Linked DNA regions of Homo sapiens: region 2 is linked to region 1. A link is an interaction called in ENCODE POLR2A ChIA-PET data of the cell type or tissue named here. Cell type or tissue: PC-3. All regions are shown on one strand. Links, peaks and the distances in the headings refer to the core of each region. The heading gives the core; the rest is flanking DNA.

The links. ChIA-PET counts read pairs that join two places held together with the same protein. Peaks named below come from ENCODE experiments on the same cell type or tissue, not always from the same donor. Only the 100,000 strongest peaks of a DNase experiment are listed, where the experiment ranks them.
Region 2: POLR2A ChIA-PET joins it to region 1 with 11 read pairs; 2 of 35 experiments call an interaction of 5 or more read pairs at or near these places.

Annotation. Positions count from the first base shown.
Region 1 is chr4:121,756,713-121,764,474 of GRCh38, reverse strand. It overlaps SMIM43 (small integral membrane protein 43), which reads left to right. Exons shown (of 6, transcript NM_001384332.1): 2 at 603-711; 3 at 1,677-1,748; 4 at 2,583-2,645; 5 at 2,780-2,937; 6 at 4,001-5,545. Among named protein-coding and RNA genes, the nearest start is that of PP12613, 4.0 kb to the left of the region's middle. RefSeq lists an enhancer at 3,297-3,466. In PC-3, for the core only: no CTCF peak of the experiment used is centred there; no DNase peak of the experiment used is centred there.
Region 2 is chr4:121,866,060-121,872,888 of GRCh38, reverse strand. BBS7 (Bardet-Biedl syndrome 7) reads left to right here and starts at 2,415. Exons shown (of 19, transcript NM_176824.3): 1 at 2,415-2,611; 2 at 4,843-4,908. The coding sequence starts at 2,576. It overlaps BBS7-DT (BBS7 divergent transcript), which reads right to left and starts at 2,238. Exons shown (of 1, transcript NR_186650.1): 1 at 43-2,238. RefSeq lists an enhancer at 2,485-2,714. In PC-3, for the core only: no CTCF peak of the experiment used is centred there; a DNase peak (open chromatin) is centred at 2,328; H3K4me3 peaks cover 1,932 bases; H3K27ac peaks cover 378 bases.

The sequences.
Region 1 (7,762 bases), core at 1,138-6,137:
GAATATCCACATTTTTGAGAAAGACTGTGTGGGCTTTGGGACGGGTGGCAGGAGGAAACGGGGCGCACTTAAAGTATTTTAAATATTGCTTTAAATATTTTTGCGCTTTGAGAGATGGTAAATGGGGTTCGTCTGGTGGTGCTGGGGTGGGGCGTGGGGGAGAGAAGATTCAGTCGTCCATTTGGAGGGAGGAATCCCTTCCTCCCGGTGATCCTTACTCATATTCTAGCCACCAACCACGGTTAGTGCTTGCGGATTGCCGTGCAGGGTAGGTTTCGAATCTGGGACAGCGGATGGTGAACGTTACAGTGAGAGTCATTTGGAAGATGCCTTAGGGTTGGCCGGTACGTGACCTTTTGGGTGATGGCATGGAGGGCCAGCTAAAAGAGGTACTGTTTGCATAGTGTAGGGAAACAGGAAAAAGGACGGAGAGGCGGGTCTGTGGTTTCAGGTTAAATTACTAGAGCTTTTGCAGAAGATGGGCGGGCAGGAGCAAACTCGAGTACCAGTATGCCCTAAGTACCCTCTCGCTAATGTTAGTTTGGGAAATATCTTCATCCTTCAGTAGCTTTTCCCTAGATTTATGTCATCTCTCTTTCTAGAGCCGAGCTGCTGCCCTTGACTGGTGCTCAGGGGACCACAGCTGCAATGACAGTTTGGGCCTGCAAAAAGAAGGCTGGAACAACGGGAGATGGAAGCTTTCTGCAAATGGTAAGTTGGGATGACGCATGGTTTCACGTTGGCCTTAGTTATGACTAAACTTCTAAAGATCCAGGGCCTAAAAACATGTTGGTTCAGGATGGGGGAAATGGGTACAAGGAAGGAAAGGGCACTCTCCCACTCAAATCTGGTGAGCTTCTACCAGATCCACAAAGCCAAACTGACTCCTAACTCATTGCAAGAATCAGTGTCTTAGTAGAGGATTGTGGAAATTTGAATGAGATGTCAGGAGTGTTTGCACTTTTAATAATCATTCGGCCCTTTTGAAAAACAGTGCGGGGGTTCATGGGGTGAAATATGTGATGCAGATATACTCAATCTTCAGTAAGGGAAGATTTGGGTTTAGTCATGTCAGTGTGGGATAAGCTAAGTCATAACTATAGTATTGAAAATACTAATTTTAGACACAAAGACCATATAGAGAGGCTAAAAACAATGAAATACTAAAGTTTGCCTAAGTTGATAATATAAAAGTGAAGTGTAAGACAATTATTTTAATGCTTCAAAGGAAAAATAGTCTCAGGTGAATAATTTTGGCCCAAGACATTAGATAATTTCCCACTTTCTATTTCACTCTCCCCAAATAGGCCTGTTCTTAATGAAGTAAGAGGTTTACTTTAATTATTATGGTATGAGCAAATCCTCACCTCTTTATCAGAGTTATGGTAAGACTTGATTTGAATTCCCAGTTTGAACTCCCTGAATCAACTGCAGTGATTCTGTATTGTGCTTTGAACAATAGTTCTCTAATTGGTTGATATCTCTGCAGTGGCATTTAGTTAAAAGGTTGTATGGTTAATATGGACATTGAAGATGAGTGTGGGAGTAATTAATTAGCAATTATAGTTGTTTGTAAGGATTGAAAACAATCATTTCACACTTTAGAATAACCAGAATGGAAATTATTTTAACCACATGCTTGCCTTCTTGAGTTTACAATCCTTTAATCTTCCTAGCAGCACCACTGGTATCCATGAATTTAACCTGCCCATCATTCTTCCTAAACAAGAGACTATTGAAAAGTCAGGGTGAGTAGTTTATTACCATCTCAGTATTAATCCAATCTCTCAGCTGGTTCTACTGACTCAGGTTCCTAAGAAAGCAGGGGTGCCTTTCTATCTTGTATCCAGGGCCATTTTATTAACTCCTTGTAATCAAATTCATTAATGACCAAGTTCCCATTTATCCAGGCCACAATGAATATTTATTCCTATTACTCAACCTCTGCTTGGAACTTGACTCTAAGCTCTGGGAATTAAGGTAACTCACATTTGCTCTTAGATCTTGCTGCTGTTGATCTCCTGCCCTGCACTTGCTTTGTTAGAGACTCTGCTTTTGAAACTTTGACAGCTGTAGATGAGCTGTCTTTTGCTGTTTATTTATTTATTCAATCATCATTTTTCCAAGACCTGACATAGACTGATCTCTCAAATTAGAACTACTTTCAAACTCACAATTTTGGCCACCTTTATGCATTTTTGGCTTAGATCAAATACTCTGACACCCACAATGGTCTAGGTTGCAGGCTTCTACATGTTGGCTACTCCATCCCCTGACGATCCCCTGTTCTGACAATCACTATGTGCCAAATCTATTTTTAAAGACTGTATATATATGAGCTAGACATTAAAGCACTTGAAAAGTCAAGAACATTTAACATAACTGCTTATTATATAAATGTAACTTGATTATAGAAGATTCCTGTGTTTTATTTTCAATAAAAAGGTTTTTAGTGATTCTTCAGCAATGTTAGAAGGTGACTTGAATTTCTTACATTATAAGGAAATGAGCCATAATTCTATTATGTAATATTTGTATTTTATTTCAAATGTTATTATTTCATCATTGTTTCTAAATTTCAGGTGTTCAAAATGGCTTCAGATCTTATCAGGACAATCTTGGCTGTTGCACTAATTTCCAAACTTGTAAGTGCAATGGATCTGCAGTTCTACTTGGCAAGATAACCATTTTAAGTTGAATGAGAATGACATCACACTCACACCTGCAAAATCTAAAATGTCTAATAAAGTAGATTCCTATGTCTGAACTTCAATTTTAGGGCACAGCTGTAGATGCAGAACTGATGCCATCTGGTGCGATTCTACAGAATAAGAGAGAAAATTTACCCAGAGTGTGCCATGCACTGGCTTTTCTGGGAATGGCAAGGTGCCAGGATTTGTTTTTGGTTCGCTTGCAGGGGTGGAAACTTGGAACTAGGTGAGTAAAAAATATGAAATACTCTATTTTTAGTTTGACATTCTATATTTCCAATTTTGTCTATAGTTTCAAAATCAGTGCAATAGAGTTAAATTTTAAATGACCAAAATTTTAAAGTTTGTAAATGGTTAAACCATTTAGAATAGTGGGAAATGTTTGTTGTTTTCTAAGTCACACTTACTAATCTAGAGACTGTTAGAACACTAAAGATACTAATGTAATGCATAAGGTATCTACACAGTGCTGTACTTTGTTTTTAATTTTTACAGCTACTCTGAGATATTCGTGCATATTTAAGCTAAATCCACAATTAAAACTCTAGGATCATTAGAATGTCACTGTCAGATGTCTGTGTCACATACAAGAGAAGGTTAAGAATTGAGTTGTAAATCTTTGATGTAGTTTTTTTTTTTTGTTTGAATCAGTGAAATAAATTTCTCAGTCCTCCACTTTTTATTTTGTCTACACAAAATAAATAATGTTATGGGTTAATAATGATCTGATTAAGTATCTGAGTCATGAGCATCTTCCCATACCGGAAGGTGGATTATCAGAAGGGCGTTCAGACCCAGTAATCAGAACTTAATAAGCATGCAGAAAAAGCTTTCTGATGGATTAAGGTTAAAAAAACCTTGTTTTTTTCCTTAATAGTAGCTTTTTATATAATAAGCCCAAACATTTCTGCCATTCTTGGTCTGTATAGACAGATCCTGAAGGACATGGGTGGGTTTGAGCTAAAACCATTATCTGCGACTTTTGTTTTATTAGTATGACTCTGAAGTTACTTGAATTTATTGAATAGGTACAGATTCTTCAAGCAAGATGTCTTTTCCTTTCAGATGAAAAATCACACTTTCCTATTGGGAATCAAGATGAATTTTTATCTTGGTAATGGAATAGGAAGTTCTGGACTGAAGAGCGGCTTAAATAAATTAGAGGGTTTGTTCTTTTCTCACAGAACAAGGAGGTTAGAGGCAGGCAGCTGCTGGTGCTGGTTCAGCAGCTCACGGGTGTCAGGCTTAATTAAGGTGGCTGCTGAGGTTCCCTTGGCTTTTTCCTCCAGGTTCCAAGATGGTCCCCGCAGCACCCCACAAGAAGAAGGAGGAAGCCCACAGAGAAAACGGGGCATGCCAGTTCAAATCCACTTCCTTTTAAAGAGCTTCCTCAGCAGCCCAATAACTTTTGCCTTCATCTCATTGGCCAGAACTGTGTCATTGGCTACTGCTATCTGCAAGATTGTCTGAGAAATGTAGTTTTTGTAGCTGGATATATAACTGCCTTTGACAAAAATCCAGTTTCTCTTGATGAAGAAGAAGATGATGGTGGATCTTGGGAGGACAACTAACATTTTATGCCCTGGCTACAGAATACAGTTGCAGAGGAGCATAAAGTTCAAAAAGATCAAAACTCTAGTTCCTTCACAACTGTCAAAGCTCCAAGCAGCACTGCTCCCCTCTGACAGAGTGAGCAGAGTGAAGGCATGTCAGGTGTTCTCACAAAACTCTTGACAGGGCTGACCTCTCTCAGTCAATATCCTTGTCCCACATCAGGATTTTCTAGAGGGCCCTGGGTACCTGTGCACTTCCTTGGTGGCCGTAACCTCTTTGTGGAGGGTTGGTGTAGGATAAAGAATGTTCTATTACGCTGCTCCCTCATCTGTATCATTTCTCTCCTCTCTAATTTTCCTGTCAGTTATATTTTGGTGGAGTCTGGGTTTGTGTATTTGATTCCTATAGAAAGACCATCGCTTTCATGCATGGAGGAGGGGAATCTACGCAAAGAAAGGCTACCTTACTCCTTTCTGTGACTCCACCACCAGTCTAGGAATATCCTGGGAGAAGAATTGCCTCTCAAAGCTGCTTCTATAAGCAGCCTACATCCTAGCTAAGCAAAGAAGAAACACTTCCCACATCTAGGGCTGTCTAAAAGAACTTTCTGTGATGACAGAAATGTTCTATATCTGCAGTGTCCAATATGGTAACCATATAGGCACATGTGGCTAGTGAACACTTGAAATGTGGCTAGTGTGACTGAGGAAGGAAAATTTAAATTTTGTTTAATTGTAATTAATTTAAATTCAGATAGCCAAATGGGGCTACTAGCTATTGTGTTAGATAGCACGGTATACTTTATTCTCTTTCTTGTGTTGTAGAACCAGCTGGGAGAGGTGTGGGTCAGTCATGGGCTTGGTATCCCCTGGTCTTCACTATTCTAGCTTGCCATTGAATTTGTCTCCCAGAGGAAAAGAAAGAATGGTATTTGGAATTAAATTCAAGATGTTAACTTGACATCTATATATTGCACATATTCCTGTATAGTGAATGGATGACCTCCTGGGAATAGTTCCTGTGACTGATTTTAGTGATAATTGATCATGAAGAAATGGCAGTACTGCTCCACTTCACCTTCCTAGTGACTATTATGTGTTCCTAGTCAGAGTGACTCAGCAGAGATTATTTTGTTCTCTTGTGCAATTTATTCTGTGTCATTTTATTTTTGTAATATTGTGGCAGCTAAATGATTATTCTGTGTATGTTTTTCAAAATATTAGGTGGCTTATATTTTTTAAAAGGCTATGAAATAAAAATAAACTATACGTAACACAGTTTTTAATGTGGCTTTTTATTGGTGAGTTATTATTACCAAACTTTGTTAACGGTCATTTAGAATGAGATTCATAGATAGAAATATTTAGTTTTATGTTAAATTTACTTTTTAATGGGCAAATTTATATGCCAATTAATGTTATCTTCTTGAAATATTAAATGATTCTTCCATTATATTCAGAGTTTGGATAAAGTATGAGGGTTGTATAGTATTACTGGATTAATTCTTTTCTCATGTATCTGGTTGTTTCATCACACTAAGCATCACTTGGACCTTATTTCTCTACAAGTGCCCTGTTTTGGGTTGTTTGTCTTTTGTTATTGAGTTATAGGAATTCTTGATATCTTCTGGACACTAGTCCTTTATCAAATATATATGCTTTGCAAATATGTTCTCCCACTTTGTGGCTAGCCTATTCATTTTCTTAACAGTGTCTTCAAAAGATGTATTTTAAATTTTAAAGTTTAATTTATCTAGTTTTTCTTTTATGTTGATTGCTTTCTCTGTCCTAAGAGACTTTTGCCTATACCCTGTCACCAAAAATATTCTCCTGTGTTTTCTTCTAAGCTAGAAACTTTATAGTTTTAACTTTTACTAGGTCTATTTTCCATACTAAATTAATTTTTGGCCAGGCACTGTGGCTCACGCCTGTAATCCCAGCATTTTGGGAGGCTGAAGCGGGTGGATCACCTGAGGTCAGGAGTTCAAGACCAGCCTGGCCAACATGGTGAAACCCTGTCTCTACTAAAAAGACAAAAATTAGCCAGGTATGGTGGTGGGTGCCTGTAATCCCAGCTACTTGGGAGGCTGAGGTGCGAGAATCACTTGAACCCAAGAAGTTGAGGCTACAGTGAGCCAAGATCATGCCACTGCACTTCAGTCTGGGCAACAAAGTGAGACTCCATCTCAAAAAAAATAATAATAATTTTTGTGTATGGTATGAGGTGAAGATTGAGGTTCTTTTTCCTCCTATATATAAACAATGTTTCTGTTTTTGTTTTTTTATTTGTTGAAGAGACTTTACCCATTGGATTACTTTGGCATCTTTGTCAAAAATCAAATAACCATGTAAGTGTGGATGTCTTTCTGGTTTCTCTGTTCTGTTCCATAGGGCCATCCTTATGTCATTCCCACAGTGTCTTGATTACTGTAAGTTTTATTGTAAGTCTTGGTATTCACCATAAAATATTATGCATTTGAACTTTTATAATCGCCCACTCTGAGTCTACACACTAAGAGGCTTGAGTAATTTTGTTGAAAATGGTTCAGATTCATTTAAAAAAACCCCACCCAACACCATGCTTCCTTTATTCCTGCTCCCAGCTCCATGGAAAATCAGAGTCTACATCTGGGGTAGCTCTTGGTCAAGAGGAATGCCCTCATGTTTCATGATAAGCAAACCATATGCACATTGTTTTTACTTTCCTTTAAGAAATTTAACCATTATTCTCTATTCATTTATTCAACAGATACTTATTGAGGATCTAGCAGGTGCCAGACACAATTCTGGTTATTTAGGCTGTATTAGTGAACAATAATAAAGCAAAGATACCTTCCCTATCATGGAGCTTACTTACATTCTACACATATAGTTGTCCCGTTTTTTTTTTGTTTTGTTTTTGAGATGGAGTTTCGCTCTTGTTGCCCAGGCTGGAGCGCAACGGTACGCTCTCGGCTCACCACAACCTCCGCCTCCTGAGTTCAAGTGATTCTCCTGCCTCAGCCTCCTGAGTAGCTGGGATTACATGCATGTGCCACCACTCCCAGCTAATTTTGTGTTTTTAGTAGAGATGGGGTTTCACCATGTTGGTCAGGCTGGTCTTGAACTCCCAACCTCAGGTGATCTGCCCACCTTGGCCTCCCAAAGTTCTGGGATTACAGGCATGAGCCACTGCGCCCAGCCAGTTGTCCCTTTTTAACTGCTCTGTAGTATTTCATGTGTAAAAAAAGCATAATTTATTTAACCAATTATTTGTTAATGGATATTTAGTTGTTTCCTGGCTTTTGCTATTACTGACAATAGTACATAATCCTTTGATGTAAATCTTTGATCAATATATGCATACAGCTATAGGATAAACTCCTAGCTGTGGACTATCTAGGTATGTACATTTTGTAAAAATTTGTTATAGAAACTTGAAACATATATAGAAATAGAGGGAATATTGCTTCAAAATTTATTCTCATTGATTATTTTAAATTTTTATTTTATTGATTT
Region 2 (6,829 bases), core at 429-5,428, 110 kb before region 1:
GTCTACTATTAAAATGGACAGAAAATAGATTTGCGCACAGTACCAGTTATTTTATTTTTTTATTTTGGAAAATATTTTTTTCATTAAGATATTTGTCATAGGTTTTTAAAAAACACTAATTGTTTTCAGTTCTAATGTCTAATATGGTAAAAATCAATAGGTAACTCATATAAACAAATGGTCTTTATACTTTCCAAAGCAATCTACAGATTCAGTGCAATTCCCATCAAAATATCATTACTACTTTTCACAGAACTAAAAAAAAAATTCTAAAATTCATATGGAACCAAAAGACAGCCTGAATAGCCAAAGCAATAATAAGCAAAAAGAACAAATCTGGAGGCATCACGTTACCACACTTCAAATTATACTGCAAGGCAAGTTACCAAAACAGCATGGTACAGGTAAAATAAATAAATAAATAAATAAAGACACATAGACCAATGGAACAGAATAGAGAACCCAGAAATAAAGCCAAGTACTTACAGTCAACTGATCTTCAACAAAGCATACAAAAACATAAATTGGGAAAAGGGCGCCCTATTCAATAAATGGTGCTGGGAAAACTAGTTTAGCCACAGGTAGAAGAATGAAACTGGATTCCCATCTCTCACCTTATACAAAAATCAACTCAAGATGAATCAAAGACTTAAATCTAAGACCTGAAACCACAAAAATTTTAGAAGATAACATTGGAAAAACTCTTTTGGACATTAGCCAAATGCAACAAAAACAAAAATAAATAAATGGGACCTAAATAAACTAAAAAGCTTCTGCACAGCAAAAGAAATAATCAGTAAACAGCCCATAGAGTAAAAGAAAATATTTTCAAACTGTGCATCTGATAAAGGACTTGTACCTAGAATCTACAAGGAACTCAAACAAATCAGCTAGAAAAAAACAATCCCATCAAAAAGTGGGCAAAGGACATTTTTCAAAAGAAGATATACAAATAGCCAACAAACATGAAAAGATGCTCAACATCACTAAATCACCAGGGAAATGCAAATTAAAACCACAGTGAGATACCACCTTACTCCTGCAATAATGGCCATGAGGCAGGCGGATCACGAGGTCAGGAGTTCGAGACCAGCCTGGCCAACATGGCAAAACCCTGTTTCTACTAAAAATACAAAAATCAGCCAGGCGTGGTGGCGGGCACCTGTAATCCCAGCTACTCGGGAGGCTGAGGCAGGAGAATCACTTGAACCCGGGAGCCGGAGGTTGCAGTGAGCCGAGATAGTGCCATTGCACTCCAGACTGGGGGACAAGAGCAAGACTCTGTCTCAAAAAAAAAAAAATAAACATAAAAAATAAAATTTAGAAAATATACGTTGGTGTCGATATGGTGAAAAGGGAACACTTTTGCACTGCTTGGGGGATGTAAATTAATACCACCACTATGGAAAACAGTATAAAGTTTCCTTAAATAAATAAATAAAGGTGGAGCTACCATTCAATCCAGCAATCCCACTACTGGGTATCTACCCAAAGGAAAAAGACACATATACACGCATGTTTATAGCAGCATAAGTCGCAATTGCAAAGATATGGGGCCAACCTAAGTGCCCATTGACTAACGAGTGGATAAAGAAAATGTAGTATATATACACCATTGAATACTACTCAGCCATAAAAAGGAACGAAATAATATCTTTTGGCAGCAACTTGGATGGAACTGGAGGCCATTATTCTAAGTGAAGTAACTTAGGAATAGAAAACCAAATACTGCATGTTCAGTTATGAGGATGCAAAGACATACAGAGCGATATAATGGATTCTGGGAACTCCAGGTAGGGAGGAGATTGGGAGCGGGGTGAGGGATAAAATACTACATATTGGGTACAGTGTACACTGGTGGGTGACGGGTACACTAAAATCTCGGAATTCGCCACTCAAGAGCTCATCCATGTAACCAAAACCCGCCTGTACACCCAAAACTATTGAAATAAAAAAAACATTAAAAATGAGAGAAAACCCACAAAAAGCAAATGGTCTTTGTGCTCCTCAACGGTTTTTAAGAGTCTTGTAAATAAGTCCTAAGGCCAAAAGTCTAAGAACCGCTGCTGTAAGCTAGCACCTATAACGGTGGAACCTAATTCTTTGTAGGACCCTTTCCAATGTCAGAGTGAAATCGGTCAGAATCTAGCAGGCTTATCTAGTTTTTTCTACAGCGATAAGGAAAGAAGTCCAGTATTAGCCCTGGGCCGCGGTGAGGGTGGAGCCAAGACTGCGTCTGGGGTCTCTGTGGAAACCGCCCTGTATGGGTCTCCCGGACCTCGCCTCTTTTGTTCCTCTCCGCCTCTGATTGGAACACGCTGTCAGTGGGCGGTGCTTCGGGAAAGGGGCGGGCCTTCATCTTCTTCCAGGAGCCCCTCGCAGCAGCGTACTGACGTCACGCAGGACGCCACTGCCCTGTCGCCCCGCCTGTGCAGCCCAGGACCTAGGCGCGGTAGCTGGGGCTGGCTTTTGAGGGGCGCGGGCAGCCTTCTGACTGGGTCGGAGGCCTGCGGGCCCGAAGCCTCTGTCCCTCCTGTTCTTGTCCGGCGCTGCTTAGCCCCTCCGCGTAGTCATCATGGATCTGATTTTAAACCGAATGGATTATCTGCAGGTAAACCCAAGGGATAGGGCGGGCGCCGCGCTGGGCAAGCCCAGCACCCGGAGAGGATTCCTTCCTTCCACTGACGAAAGTCTCGGTCGCCAGGAGCTGGTGCGGAGGCGAAGGAGCCGGGCTGGGTGCCGACCTCTCAGCACCCCGCCTTTGGGCAGCTCCCTTTCGTCTGTGACGGTCCGAGGGGACCGGGGAAAAGCGGCACAAGCCCCCACGGTACTGGCTTCTGCCGGGTCCTGAGGATGCTCTGAAAATGTGACACTGTCTCATCCCGGATTCCCCCCAGGGCCCTTCTCCTCCTCCCTAGCCGTGGCTGCCTGAGGGCCTCTAATCCTCAATCTCCATCTCTACCCGGACCCTTTTGCGGAGCACCAGGCACTTGTTTCTTACTGTGAGCTGTACCGCACCAGGCAGATCATGGTAAAAGCAATGAAAACCGGGCCGGGGGCAGTGGCTCACGCCTGTTATCCCAGCACTTTGGGAGGCCGAGGCGGGCGGATCACCTAAGGTCAGCAGTTCGAGACCAGCCTAGCCTACATGGTTAAACCTCTTCTCTACAAAAAGTACAAAAATTAGCCCGGTGTGGTGGCGGGCGCCTGTAATCCCAGGTACTCGGGAGGTTAAGGCAGGAGAATCGCTTGAACTCGGGAGGCGGAGGCTGCAGTGAGCTGACATCATGCCACTGCACTCCAGCTGGGGCGACAGAGCGAGACTGTCTCGAAAGGGGGAAAAAAAGCAATGACAACAGTTTAATGTGCATCTAGCTTATTCTAAGAATTTAGCATACCTACCAACATATTTAATCCTCATAAGAATTTGCAAAGTAGACAATATTATAAATGAGGATCTAAGGGGTTAGAGAAGGCAAGTAATTTGCTTAATAGCTAAAAATTAGGGAGTGGCTATTTGAATCAAAGTCTCGGACTCCAGAACTGGTGTATTTTTGTTACACTACACTGCCTTTCAGAATTTCTTTCAGACCTAAAATTCTCTCTACCCCAATTCCTCATCATATTTTTAGGCCACCTCATTTTAGTTAATGGTACAAATGTTTGCCCAGTCAATTTTCTAGGGGTTTATGCTATGTACTTCCATATCCAACTGGTCACCACATCTTACTGCTTTTAACTCCCAAATATCTCTTGAATCTGTCCCATATCTTCCATCTCTATTACCCTCATTTGGGTTCTCATCTTCTCTTGCTTGAATAATTGAAATAACCTCCAAATTGGGCTCCTGAACTCCAGCTTCATCTCCCTCCAAGCCATCCTTCACATCACTTGCTAGATTGATGTTTCAGAAATACAAATCTAAGCAGATGACTTTAATACAATTTTCTGGAATGCAGAATAAAGTCATTTATACTATATGAACGTTTTATCATGATGTGTTGTTTTCACCAATTCCTCTCCCATTGGTCCCATCCTCTTCTCCTAACTATACACCAGCAGTGACAGTTCCCTGCTGCTTTCATCCTCTGTATTTTTTTGTAAAATAATCTTCACCTGTTAGATTGGATGTTATGGCCATTATCATATTTGGTATTTTAGCATAAATCTTCTTTTTTTTTTTTTTTTTTTTTTTTTTTTTTTTGAAACAGGGTCTTGTTCTGTCACGCAGCCAGTCTGGAGTACAGTGGCATGATCATGACTCACCACAGCCTCAAATTCCTGGACTCAAGTTATCCTCCTGCCTCAGCCTTCCAAGTAGTTGGGCCTGCAGGCATGCACCACCATGCCTAGCTAATTTTTTATTTTTTGTAGAGACAGAGTCTCCCTGTGTTGCCTAGATGGTGTTGAACACCTGGGCTCAAGTGATCCTCCCACTTCAGCCTCCCAAAGTGCTGAGATTACAGGCATGAGCCACTGCATGTGGTCTTCCGTTGCATTTTTAATAACTATAATCTATTTTCAAAGTTCTTGAATCACTTTGCTGAACAACTGTATGCAGTTGGAAAAGAAGGCTTCTAGAGATATTTTTTAGTAAAGCATCTTGCCAGTCATCTTACACAACTATTTTTGGCTTGACAACTTTATAGGATAAATTTTACTATTTTGGTTGTTTCCTATATGTATTCTGACTAATATGACATATCTCATTAGAAAATAAATTAATTACTGATAATAGTTATATCACTAATTTCAGTTTAACAAAAAGGTTCACTATAACTTATTTTAATCTCTGTAATAACTTCAAATTAAATTCACTAGGCATCTGGTGTTTTTCTTTAGGTGGGAGTAACATCTCAGAAGACTATGAAGCTAATTCCTGCCTCAAGACACAGAGCTACACAAAAGGTACTGTATAGATTCTGATTTCTCCACTATTCCCTAGCAGTGACAGAGGAGAGGCTCCTATTTCCTTCTTTATTATTAAGTTATTCTCTTAAAAATGCTAATGTTAAAATGGAAATGAATTTTTTAATTTGAACAGAAACTGGAATACCAAGGGACATTTATAGACAATAATTTTCTTGGACATTAAAATTATTATATACCATTAGTAAACAGTGTAGGCAAACTTAAAAACCATACTCCATTTTTTCTGTGTGTCAGATGTGTATATGAAAAAAGAAATATAAAGCAGAATAAGGTATCAAGAAAATGTTCTCTTTAAACTTTCTCATATTTTAAAGTCATTAAATATTTTGATGTTAAACTGTACTTAACTAACAATATTGATTATGTTTAAAGAAATGTTGATCCTATGATTTCCACAAAACAATTATAGTTTCTTAGTAGACTAGCCAAATATTTTAATAGCTGCAAAAAAATACTTTATCCTGATATATAAACATTTTAGCAAGATGAATCAACAATTACACATAGTACTAGAAGTCCTAGCCAGAGCAATTATACAAGAAAAAGAAATAAAGTGCATCCAGATTGGAAAGGAGAGTCAAATTATCTCTGTTTGCCGATGACATGATCCTATATATAGAAAAACCTAAAGACTCTACCAAAAAACTCTTAGAACTGACAAATGAATTCAGTAAAGTTGCAGGATACAAAATTAATATACTGAAATTAGTAGTGTTTCTATACACAACAAACTAGCTGAAAAAGAAATCAAGAACACAATCCCAATTATAATAGATAAAAGATAAAATACTTAGGAATAAATTAACCAAGGAAATGAAAGACCTCTATAAAAAAAACTATAAAACACTGATGAAAGAAATTAAAGAGGATACCAACAAATGGAAAAACATCCCATGTTCATGGATTGGAAGAATTAATTTTGTTAAAATAACAATACAACCCAAAGCAATCTACAGATTCAATGCAATCTCTATCGAAATACCAATGTCATTTTTCACAGGAAGAGAAAAAAAATCTTAAAATTTGTATGGAACCACAAAGACCCCAAATAGCCAAAACAATCCTGAGTAAAAGGAACAAAGCTGGGGCATTACACTACCAGATCTCAAAATATACTACAAAGCTGTAGTAACCAAAACAGCATAATACTGGCATAAAAACACAGAGACACAGAGAACATAAAATGGAATAGAGAACTCAGAAATTAATCCACATATCTACAACCAACTGATTTTTGACAAAAGAGCCAAGAACAGCCCCTGGGGAAAGGACAGCCTCTTCAATAAATGGTGCTGGGAAAACTGAATATTCATATGCAGAAGGATGAAACCAAGACCCCCACCTCTCACCCCATATAAAAATGAACACAAAATGGATCAGAGACCTAAATGTGGCCAGGTGTGGTGGCTCACACTTGTAATCCCTGCAGTTTGGGAGGCCAAGGCGAGTGGATCACTTGAGGTCAGGAGTTCAAGACCAGCCTGGCCAACATGGTGAAACCCTATCTCTACTAGAAATACAAAAAAATTAGCTTGTCATTGTGGCAGGCACCTGTAATCCCAGCTACTCAGGAGAGGAAGACTCCATCTCAAAAAAACAAAACAAAACAAAACAAAAAACAAAAAAAGACCTAAATGTTAATGCTTTAGGACATTGGTCTGGGAAAATAGTTAATGAATAAGACCTCAAAAACACAAACAACAAAAGCAAAAATAAACAAGTGGGATCATATCAAACCAAAAAGCTTCTACACAGGAAAGGAAACAATCAACAAGAGTGAAAAGACAATCTATAGAATGGGATTTAAAATATTTGCAAACTACTCATCCAACAAGGAATTAATATCCAGAATATACAAGGAACTCAAACATACCAATAGCAAACAAACAAGCAATCT